Regions from separate parts of the Homo sapiens genome. Here region 1 is linked to region 2. A link is a contact called in ENCODE Hi-C or POLR2A ChIA-PET data. All regions are on one chromosome and are shown on one strand. Each heading gives the region's core, a stretch centred on a gene start or an enhancer-like site at or near the end of the contact. The rest is flanking DNA. Distances are from core to core; before and after follow the strand shown.

Region 1 (5,772 bases), core at 892-3,391, 100 kb before region 2:
ACTTTAATGTGATTTTAAAACTTGTAAATGCTGTAAGTTTTTTACAGTACGTGAAGTGATGATGGGGCAGGGGGATATTTATTCCTAAATTTAAAATATTTATCAGCTAACCTTTGAAATTAAACTTTTTGTTATGTGTGAAAAGCACCTGGCTCAGTGCCTGTGCAAGTGAAAATTCAGTAAAATACTAGATTATATTTATCTCATTAAATTATTGTAACTACCATGTGAAGTAGGTAAATGAGCAAACTTTCAAGGTGATGGGAATCTGAGAATATTATCCAATTGTTTAGGTTTCAATTCAGTGAGGGTACAGCTAATTATATAAGATGGGTCTCTGATAGTTCATTCAGGCTCTAACAGAATTAAATTATCAACTGTGGTCATCTGCAATGAAGTGACTAAAGAAAACAACGCTTTGGGGAACAAGTGAGACTGGTAGAAATCTATGAAGGTCATGCCACAGATATACGAGGACAGTGGAGTGGGGATGACTGCTTCTAACAGTGTTGGAGTTAAGAAAGTGACATATTCAGGCCGGGCATGGTGGCTCATGCCTGTAATCCCAGCACTTTGGGAGGCAGGCGGATCACCTGAGGTAGGGAGTTTAAGACCAGCCTGACCAACATGGAGAAACCCCGTCTCTACTAAAAATACAAAATTAGCTGGGCATGGTGCTATATGCCTGTAATCCCAGCTACTCAGGAGGCTGGGGCACGAAAATCGCTTGAACCCCGGGAGGCGGAGGTTGGAGTGAGCTGAGATCACACCACTGCACTCCAGCCTGGGAAACAAGAGCAAAACTCCGTCTCAAAAAAAAACACAAAGTGACATATTCACAGCATAAATTTTTGACTCATGGCACTGACAAAGAAAGAGGCAGTTACTAAGTACAACATTAAAGAATCGTTCTCCATCTTAAGCCAAGGTTAGAAAACGTTTTTCTGTAAAGGGCCAGATAGTAATTCTTCCAAGGCCAAAGGTCTCTGTTGCAACTACTCAACTGTGTAGTTGTGAAGTGAAAGCAGCCATAACCTGGCCGGGCGCGGTGGCTCACGCCTGTAATCCCAGCACTTTGGGAGGCCAAGGCGGGTGGATCATGAGGTCAGGAGATCGAGACCATCCTGGCTAGCACAGTGAAACCCCATCTCTACTTTAGAAAAAAAAAAATTGGCTGGGTGTGGTAGCGGGTGCCTGTAGTTCCAGCTACTCAGAGGCTGAGGCAGGAGAATGGCGTGAACCCAGGAGGCGGAGCTTGCAGTGCGCCGAGATTGCACCACTGCACTCCAGCCTGGGCGACAGAGGGAGACTCCGTCCCAAAAAAAAAGAAAAAAAGAAAAAGAAAGCAGCCATAACCTACACATAAATTAATCAATGTGGCTGTATTTCAATAAAACTTTACACATGAAAATTTGAATTTCATGTAATTTTTAACTTGTCACAAAATAATATCATTCTTTTTTGATCTTCTTTATTCAATTATTTTAAATTATGGAAAACATTTTTAACTTGTGGATCACAAAAAAACAGGCTGGCCACATTTGGCCTGCAGACTGCAGTTTGCCAACCCCTGCTCTAAAGCTTTAAAACCAAAACTCAAATGCACAGGCTGATTTTGTTGACTGTTTAATTATAACTTCAAGTGGTACCAGGCAAGCTTAACGAACAGGAACCTAGTGGTTATCAAACTGGTTTGTCTGCAGGAACCTTGGAAAGTCCCTAAAACCGTAACATAAAGACATTCCACTATAATCCTATGTGATCTACACCAGAGGTATGAAAACTACAACCGGAGGCAAATCTGACCCACTGTGTTTTAGTAAATAAAGTTTTAATTGAACAGAAAAGCTCATTTATGTACTATTTATGGCTGCTTTAGCACTACAATGGCAGCACTGCATTGTTTTTTTCAGTGACTGTATATCTGGCTCCCTATAGAAAAAGTCTGCTAACTCCTAACCTGGGTAAACAAATATGTATGGAATACAGAGACCTGACAAGGGGGACATAAGCCACCAAGATAGAAAAATAACAGCCTCTCAAAGTTCGCAGACCCTCTAGAATAAAGGCAGTAAGGCAAGGTATCCTTTAGACAAAGCTCTATAATTACATCACAAGTACTGTGATTTCCCTCTTGGCTTTCCACAAAGATCAACAGCCCCTTACTAAGGTAACCATGTACTTGAAAAGTGAAACACCCAGACCTTTCTGGGACTATAAAAGCTAACTCTTAAATCTCTAAAAGACCCAGATAGCACCAATGTGGCACATTTGTCAGAAAGAGGAATGACAGTGGTCAAATAATAAAGTTTTGGTCAAAAGTCCATTTATCAGAGTAGATTAACCCTCCCAATTTATTGGTTATCTTCTCCAGGTGTTGAACATATAGTTGCAAAGGGCAGTCTTAGTTTTCCAACAGACAAAATTCCCATACTGATGCCATGACAGGTGGAGTTGCAGGGTAGTTTTTATCAGGAAGTCTGATGGAGATCCCAGGAGCTCTCCCTCCAAACAAAAGTAATTTGCATTCCTGAAAGAATTGTCAAAGAACTGAAAGATGCAAGGATTGCAATTCCTAGCAGGTACCTACTTAATACAACTGTCTGGCTAATACAGAAAACAAATATTTTTAGAGGATGACTGTGTTTTAATCTTAATGACTACAAGGAAGAGCTGGTATTCATATGTGATCTGCTTAGTTCAGTACCTGATATGCAGCTATCATTCTGGCAAAGGTTTCTCTATCTCTACAAACAGAATTTCAGAAGCAATTTGCTTTCATTTGGCTTGTACAGCAGTACATCTTCACTATACTGCCTCAGGTTAAGTCAGTTTTCTGGCTTTCATATGATATGCTTTGTTTGTTTTGAGATGGGAGTTTTGCTCTTGTTGCCCACGCTGGAGTGCAATGGCGTGATCTCGGCTCACTGCAACCTTTGCCTCCCGGGTTCAAGTGATTCTCCTGCCTCAGGCTCCCGAGTAGCTGGGACTACAGGCATCCGTCACCATGCCCAGGTAATTTTTTGTATTTTTAGTAGAGATGGGGGTTTCACCATGTTGGCCAGGCTGGTCTCGAACCCAGGAGGCGGAGGTTGTGGTAAGCCAAGATCACGCCACTGCACTCCAGCCTGGGCAGCTGAGCGAGACTCCATCTCAAAAAAAAAAAAAAAAAAGTTGTATTCACTACTACTTTTACCAAGATCATCAGAAAAATTCTAAATAACAGGAAGCTATCAAGCTCACAGTATCTAATAATTTTCCAAAACCCAAACTATCACGTGAAATCTCAGATTTTATCACTGGCAACAAATACCGTCCGTTGTTTTCCTTAAAGTAAAAGCTCACTTTGTTTGAGAAAATATCTCTAAAATGCTCATGTCAGAATCACCATAGTGAGTCACTGTTTCAAGCGAAAATTAAAGAAGGCTGGTTCTGCTCATAACTCAAATAATGCCCAAGAGTTTTCCCTCTGAAACCATCATACTTTTGCATTCACAAGTATTTTATGAACATTTCCCATTTCATCACAAAGACCATTAAAATGATTCAGATTCAGATCATGATTTTTTTAGATTAATACTTTTTACTGCTTCATCAAGGAGATTCCTAAGACTTTTTTTTTTTTTTTAAGAGATGTAGTCTTACTCTATCACCCAGCCTGGAGTGCAATGGCGTGATTTTGGCTCACTGCAGCCTCAACCTCCTGGACTCAAGGGATCACCACAGCTCAGCCTCCTAAGTAGCTGGGACTACAGGCACGCATCACCATGCCCAGCTAACATTTTTGGTTTTTTTATAGAGACGAGGTCTCCCTATGTTGCCCAGGCTGGTCTCAAACTCCTGTGCTCAAGCAATTCTCCTGCCTCAGCCTCTCAAAGTGCTGGGATTACAGGGATGAGCCACGATGCCCGACCAAGTAAAACTTCGTTTACTATAAATATGTGGTGATGGTGCTGCAGAACATAGTTTGAAGAAACTGCACTGATTTTTTCCTAACCAGCAAGTTTTCCAAAACATCACTTTTGAGCCAAAGTGCAAATGTCAACACAGTGAAAGAAAGTACTTATGATTATTAAATTAGTTTTACTCTGAAAGGGTCTTGGGTTCAACAGACAGCGCAAAATGTATTTCTCATTTTTGTTGTCAGCTACAGGTTGGCTACAGGCATCTTCTTCATTCTGGAATCTAGCAAAAGAAATAGTCTTTATCTGGCCCATTTTTCTTGGGGCTGAGGAAAATTAGCAAAAATCATTCATGCAATGGCTCCTAATAAGGCTTCAGCTTAGACATGACAAATAATCACTTCTACTCATCTTCCAGTGGCCAAATCAAGTTCCATGGCCATTCCTGATGTCCACAGGAACAAGGAAGTACTCCTCCCACAAATAGGAGGTCCTGTAGGGAGAAGCCAGTAAAGAAGGGAAGCAACTGTTTTTGAATAATGTGATCTACTATAAGCAACAATTAACTCTTGAGTTCCTCTCACCTCCACACCAAACAGTACCACATTTCACAGGGGACACAGAGCTACCTGGTAGCAATATGGTAACACCCAGAATCTTTCCACCATTAAGAAAGTTATCTCTGTGAAACAGACACTTAGCTTTTGTCAACAACCTTACTTATTCTGGCTACCATGGAAACAAGTCCGTTATTTTATAATTTTTTTGTTCTGAATGAAGAATCAATTTTAGGATCTAAATAACCAACTCACCAATTTAGAATATAACACAAACTTTTTATAAATTGTAGATTTTTTAGATGACAGCTAGTTAAGGATGTTGAAAGTTTAAGTACAAAAGGAGGTATACATGCTGATAGGGGACAGTTAAGTATTTACTGTTGTGGACATCTATCAAGTTTGAAAAGACTTTTTAATTTGTGGATATTTCCACGTTCTGAAATCTACTTACTATCTAAACTAGAAATTAGAATTTAAAATTCCCAGCTTCTCTTATGGCTAAAGACATGGCATACTCTTTGATCTCAAAAATAAACCTCTCAGGCACAGTGGCTCACGCCTGTAATGCCAGCACTTTGGGAGGCTGAGGTGGGTGGATAACGAGGTCAGGAGTTCGAGACCAGCCTGACCAATATGGTGAAACCCCATCTCTACTAAAAATACAAAAAATTAGCCGAGCATGGTGCCGCATGCCTGTAATTGAACCTACTCAGGAGGCTGAGGCAGGAGAATCACTTGAACCCAGGAGGGGGAGATTGCAGTGAGCCGAGATCACACTCCAGCCTGAGCAACAGAATAAGACTCGAGAAAAAAATAAAAATAATAAAAATTGGCTGGGTGCGATGGCTCACGCCTGTAATCCCTGCACTTTGGGAGGCCGGGTGGATCACCTGAGGTCAGGAGTTTGAGACCAGCCTGGCAAACATGGAGAAACCCTGCCTCTACTAAAAATGCAAAATTAGCTGGTTGTGGTGGTGCGTGCCTGTGATCCCAGCTACTCGGGAGGCTAAGGCAGGAGAATGACTTGAACCCAGGAGGCAGAGGTTGTGGTGAGCCGAGATCACGCCATTGCACTCCAGCCTGGACAAAGAAGAGCAAAACTCCCTCAAAAAAAAAGAAAAGAAAAGAAAAGAAAAAACTCCAGGAGACTTTGCTTTGCTTTAGAAGTAAGCAATGAGCAGAGCTTCCATTTCTTGCTCAGTCCCAAGACGGCAGACATATTTGGCTTTTGATGATGGCAACAGCCAATGCTAGCCATTTCCCGGTGATTGCAATGCGGAGTACCTGTCAATGGAACAGCACCAGAGGCA
Region 2 (6,071 bases), core at 49-2,548:
ATGCCTGTAATCCCAGCTACTTGGGAGGCTGAGGCAGGAGGATGGCTTGAACCCGAGAGGCAGAGGTTGCAGTGAGCCGAGATTGTGCCACTGCCCTCCAGCCTGGGCGACAGAGCAAGACACCATGTCAAAAAAGAAAGACAGAAAGAAAGAAAGAAAGAAAGAAGGAGAGAACGAGAGAAAGAAAGGAAAAAAGGAAGAAAGAAAGAAAGAGAAATGGAGCCTTATAAACATACATTTCAGGCTCAACAATCAAATTCCAGAAATCGGCCGGGCGCGGTTGCTCACGCCTGTAATCCTAGCATTTTGGGAGGCCGAGACTGTAGATCGCCTGAGGTCAGGAGTTTGAGACCAGCCTGGCCAACATAGTGAAACTTCATCTCTACTAAAAATACAAAAAAATAGCTGGGCGTGTTGTCGGGCACCTGTAATCCCAGCTACTTGGGAGGCTGAGGCAGGAGAATTGCTTGAACCCGGGAGGCGGAGGTTGCCATGAGCTGAGATCGCGCCACTGCACTCCAGCCTGGGCAACAAGAGTGAAACACCGTCTCAAAAAAAAAAAATTCCGGAAATTCTTAATACATTTCCCAATTCATGTTATGTCATCAGACTTAAACAATGAAGAGAATTCCAGGCTCTAAGAACAAGCCTTTTATCCTTACCTTACAAATTATATTTCATTCATTCATTTATTCATTTTATTCAACCAATATTTATTAAATCCCCTCATAAGCCATAAGAGACAATTGTGAGCAAAATAGACGTTGTCCATCCTGTCATGAGCCTTGTGGCCATACTTGAATCAAATATGCTTACAAATGCACAGAAAATTACGACTGTAAAAGTTCTGTGAAAAAGTGTAATCATATAAATTTGCATGATGGGGAATGCAAATAAGTCTGAAGAGGCTTACTTCCCTAAAAATGTGACATTTGAGTAGGAGTTAAATAAGTTGAGGGAGGCATGAGAAGGGAAGACTATTTCAAGCAAAAGAAATAACCTTTGTAAAGGTTCTTCAAAAGGAAGAAGATAGTAGTTTGGAAGGAATTGAAGAAAGACAAATGTGAGAGGCAGTCAGTGAGCACAGGAGAGGGAGGCATAGGAAGATTAGGGTCCCAAGGGGGTTCTCAGGTCACAGTGAGGACTTTGGTGTTTTTCCAAGAGCGGTGGAAATCCAATGAAAGATTTTAAGTGGGAGGGGCCAGGCGCAGTGGCTCACGCCTGTAATCCCAGCACTTTGGGAGGCCCAGGCGGGCAGATCACGAGGTCAGGAGTTGGAGACCAGCTGGCCAACATAGCGAAACCCCGTCTCTACTTAAAATACATAGCGAAACCCCGTCTCTACTTAAAATACAAAAATTAGCCATGCGCGGTGGCTTACGCCTGTAATCCTAGCACTTTGTGAGGCCGAGGCGGGCAGATCACGAGGTCAGGATATCGAGACCATCCTGGCTAACACGGTGAAACCCCGTCTCTACTAAAAATACAAAAAAATTAGCCGGGCGTGGTGATGGGCGCCTATAGTCCCAGCTACTTGGGAGGCTGAGGCAGGAGAATGGCGTGAACCCGGGAGGCGGAGCTTGCAGTGAGCGGAGATCGTGCCACTGCACTCCAGCCTGGGCAACAGAGCGAGACTCTGTCTCAAAAAAAAAAAAAATTAGCTTGGTGTGGTGGCGCGTGCCTGTAGTCCCAGCTACTCGGGAGGCTGAGGCAAAAGAATCGCTTGAACCCGGGAGGCGGAGATTGTGGTGAGCCAAGATCGCGCCACTGAACTCCAGCCTGGGCAACAGAGCGAGATTCTGTCTCAAAAAAAAAAAAAAAAAGGCCAGGCACAGTGGCTCACACCTATAATCCCAGCACTTTGGGAGGCCAAGGCGAGCTGATCACCTGAGGTCGGAAGTTCAAGACCAGCCTGGCCAACATGGCAAAATCCCGTCTCCACCAAAAATACAAAAATCAGCTGGGCGTGGTGGCGGGAGCCTGTAATCTCAGCTACTCGGGAGGCTGAGGCAGGAGAATTGCTTGAACCCAGGAGGCGAAGGTTGTGGTGAGCCAAGATGGCACCATTGCACTCCAGCCTGGGCAGCAAGAGCGAAACTCCGTCCCTGCCCGCCCCACACGCCCCCCCCCCACCCCCCCCACAAAAAAGAAGAAGAATTTAAGCGACGTGATCCTTTGCATTTTAGAAAGATCTTTCTGGCATTCAGATTTCAGGGGTACATAGTGGAAACAGGTAGATGAGTTAAGAGGCCAGTGCAATGGTCCGTACATACTTACATTTATGCAACTGGCCACTGAAAGTATGTGTGAAGTTGTCCTTACCAATCCCCCTTGAAACTCAAGATACAATAAGAAATTTTCCATACTGACTTGTATTTTGCTTGTTTCAGCATGGATGGCCCATCTTTCCTTGGAAAAGACACCTTTAGGACTCCAAGTGTAAGAAGGCATTTTGCGGGTATATCTTCTTTTCCCATTATAATTTAAGATTGATAACATGGAAGCAGCAGGTCTTATAGAGGGCATCCAGATAACTGGATAATAAAAAATTGAAAGGTTATATAAATAGATCATTGACTATAATAAATATTTATAGTACCCATGAGTGAAAGGAAAAAGCATATAAAGAACCATCAGTGAAATGAGAGATGATTCTAGAGTTCTTTCTTTGGGGATAAGGGTACTATTTTTTGGGAGGGAGGCTGGGCTCTGGCCATATAATCTGGAATATTTTCTTTTTGAAACTCATGTAATAGTTCAAGAATATTATTCTAGGATGGGTATGAGGTGGCCCTTCGGTCAGAGATACTTGTTCCTGCCTTATTGATTATCCATCCTTAAGGCATTGACCTTAGTAAGTTTTTGTTTGTTTGTTTGTTTGTTTGTTTTGGCAGAGTCTTGCTCTGTCACCCAGGCTGGAGTGCAGTGGCACGATCTCGGCTCACTGCAACCTCCTGGGTTCAAGCGATTCTCCTGCCTCAGCCTCCCGAGTAGCTGAGATTACAGGCGCGTGCCACCACACCTGGCTGATTTTTGTATTTTTAGTAGAAACGGGGTTTTGCCATGTTGGTCAGGCTGATCTCAAAGTCCTGAGCTTGGGTAATCTACCCGCCCCGGCCTCCCGAAGTGCTGGGATTACAGGCATGAGCCACCGTGCCCGGCCTACTTTAGTAAGGTTTATAATGGTTAACTAGCCAGCAGGAAGGAAAATTGGAGAAGTAAAGATCAAACCTGCTTCCTTTAATAGCACAACCCACAGGTTGTCCGTGTTGCTTCTGCTCACACCTCATTAGCCAGTATTTAGTCACATAACCAAGAGAGACTGGAAAATCTAGTCTGTTACTGGAGAAGTGGAAAACGGATGCTGAGGCTGGGCTGGGCACAGTGGCTCACGTCCATAATCCCAGCACTTTGGGAGGACAAGGCAGGAAGATCCCTTGAGCCCAGGAGTTCAAGCCCGTCCTGGGCAACATAGGGAGACCTCACCTCTATTTAAAAAATTTGAAATTTGCTGAACATGGTGGCTCATGCCGGTAGTCCTAGCTGCTCAGGAGGCTGATGCTGGAGGATTGTTTCAGCCCAGGAGCTTGAGGCCACATGGAGCTATGATTGTGCTATTGCACTCCAGCCTAGGTGACAGAGTGAGCACTTGTCAAACACACACACACACACACACACACACACACGAAAAAATAGAAAAAGAAATTAGATATTGGGAACAGACAGACAGCATTCTCACCCACAGAGCTGAGGTTAAATGAGGCTACATTTATAGAGCTTACTGCCTATTAAGAAAAAAGACATTAAACAAATAATATAAATCATAGCTGTATAATACAATTACTTTAATTATAAGTAAAAGCACAGGTGCTATTAGGGTCACTAACAAAGGAGTCAAACCTAATCTGATGGAGCGATGGGAATGGGAGTGGGGGTCCGTGGAATACTTTTCTGTGAAAATAACGTCAAGACTAAGACCTGAAGGAAGATGAAGAATGAGCTAGAAGAGAATCTTTTGCAGAGGGAATCAGAATGGACTATGGTACATTCTAGGGACTCAGAGACCATAACCCTGAGAGAAAGGGTGGAGGAGGAAGGGCTCACGTGTAACTAGAAGTAGCTGGTGGGAAAAAAGATTGACTGGAGCTGAGTGTGGAAAATAAATTCCTTGAGGAGTTAATGATGCAATTTGCCTGACAAAAAGATCATCCAGCTGCAAAGTGGAGAAAGTATGCACTGAGACAAGACCAGAAGCAGAGAGATCAGGTGGCAGTAAACCAAGTGGAGATGGAAAGATTTTCTATGTCTGAAAATATCTTTATTCTGCCATCATAAGTAAATGCTGCTTAGACTTGATTCAAAATTTTAGACTTCAGTCAGGTACAGTGGAGAATGCCTGTAGTCGCAGCTACTCGGTAGGCTGAGTAAGGGGATCGCTTGAGCCCAGAAGTTTGAGGCCAGTCTGGGCAAAGCAGCAAGACGATCTCTAAAAATAAAAAAGAAAAGAAAAAAAATTAGACTTCAAATCGTGTTTTTTTGGTCTCAAAATACTGAAGACATTGCTTATCTTCTGATAATCAATGTTGTCAATGTAAAATCTGATTCCAGTCAAATCCTTGTTCCTTTGTAGACTGTGTCTAGAATTTTCTGGTTTTCCTGAGGATCTTGAAATTTCACCAGCATTTCTGTTGGCTAAAAAAATTTTTTTTCCAGCGGGCGCTGTGGCTCACGCCTGTAATCCCAGCACTTTGGGAAGCCGAGGCAGGCCGATCACCTGGGGTCAGGAGTTGGAGACCAGCCTGGCCGACACGGTGAAACCCCGTCTCTATTAAAAATACAAAAATTAGCTGAGTGGGGTGGTGCGCTCCTGTAATTCCAGCTGCTTGGGAGGCTGAGGCAGGAGAATCATTTGAACCCAGGTGGTGGAGATTGCAGTGAGCCAAGATCGCGCCGCTGCACTCCAGCCTGGGCGACAGAAAAAGACTCCATCTCATAAAAAAAAAAATTTGTTATTTCATTTGTTCTGCTTTATCTGCAGCCAGTGGTACTTGGAGTGTGAAGCTCACTGACTTTCTTCAATTCTGGGAAATTGTACTTTTCTTCTAAAAAATTCCCTATTATTTATTTCTGTTTCCTCTTTCTAGAGCTCCTATTAACTCCTTTCTAGAGTTCCATATTAATGGAATCTTTTTGATAATCTGAAGTATTCAACTGTTCTGTAATACTTGATATTGCTAATCAAGTATTCTTTTTTGGCTAAGAAACATTACTTTGGATATTTTAGTTAACTAATTTGATCTCCTACTGAGTCCATTCTATATTTATCCCACCTATTGAATTTCAGAGACACATTTTTTTTCACTTGTAACATGAGAGTTTTATTTTAAACAAATCAGCTTTATAGAGGTATAATGTGCACACAGTAAAATAGTCATATTTTAAGTACATAGTTAGATGGATTTTGACACGTGTATATGCCCATATAACTACCACTCTGAACAAGATATAGGACATTTTATCAAATCCAAAGTTTCCTTGTGCCTTGGTGCAATCAATCCTCCTCCATCTTCCAAACATTTATTACTACAGATTAGCTTTACATTTTCTAGGACTTTGTATAAGTAGATCATATCATATGTAGTCTTTTGCGTCTTGCTTTTTTGCTAACCATACAACCATACTATCTGTGTGAATCATCCGTGCTATTGCATATAGCAGTAGCTTGTTCCTTTTTTTTTTTTTTTTTTTGAGACAGAGTTTCGCTCTTGTTGCCCAGGCTGGAGTGCAATGATGCAATCTCGGCTCACTGCACCTCCACCTCCCAGGTGGAGGCTAGTTTGTTCCTTTTTATTTCTGAGTAGTATTTCATTATATGGATATACCACAATTTGCTGATCACCTTACCAGTTGATGGACATTAACACTTGTTATTATTAGGCTTTTAAATTTTGGCCATTTTAGCTACCCTGAGCACATTGCCCATGGGTTAGCCCTGCTCCACAAGGGGCAGTTAAGGAAAAAATTAAAAAAAAAATTGAACCAGCTGGGCATGGTGGCTCACGCCTGTAATC

The links. A loop is a pair of places that touch in the nucleus more often than their neighbours do. ChIA-PET counts read pairs that join two places held with the same protein, here RNA polymerase II (POLR2A). Pooled maps may share reads with other maps.
Region 1: a map of GM12878 shows a loop between it and region 2 (2.6-fold over the local background). The contact joins two enhancer-like sites. A Hi-C loop is called at or near these places in 1 of 168 maps with a recorded cell type or tissue (GM12878), 4 of 37 single-sample maps with no recorded cell type and 5 of 50 pooled maps. POLR2A ChIA-PET finds 5 or more read pairs at or near these places in 1 of 52 experiments (CD8-positive, alpha-beta memory T cell).

The regions. Positions count from the first base shown.
Region 1 is chr3:177,143,435-177,149,206 of GRCh38, forward strand. All of the region lies in intron 1 of TBL1XR1 (TBL1X/Y related 1), which reads right to left. Among named protein-coding and RNA genes, the nearest start is that of TBL1XR1, 51 kb to the right of the region's middle. RefSeq lists a silencer at 1,107-1,401. Within about 2 kb of position 2,142, at least 8 of the 41 ENCODE cell types and tissues checked have a DNase peak (open chromatin) inside an H3K27ac peak, as active enhancers do; they include GM12878, where a contact is called at or near this core.
Region 2 is chr3:177,246,178-177,252,248 of GRCh38, forward strand. It overlaps LOC107986053 (a long non-coding RNA gene), which reads left to right. Exons shown (of 3, transcript XR_001740576.2): 3 at 2,391-2,456. Among named protein-coding and RNA genes, the nearest start is that of LINC00501, 45 kb to the right of the region's middle. Within about 2 kb of position 1,299, at least 2 of the 41 ENCODE cell types and tissues checked have a DNase peak (open chromatin) inside an H3K27ac peak, as active enhancers do; they include GM12878, where a contact is called at or near this core.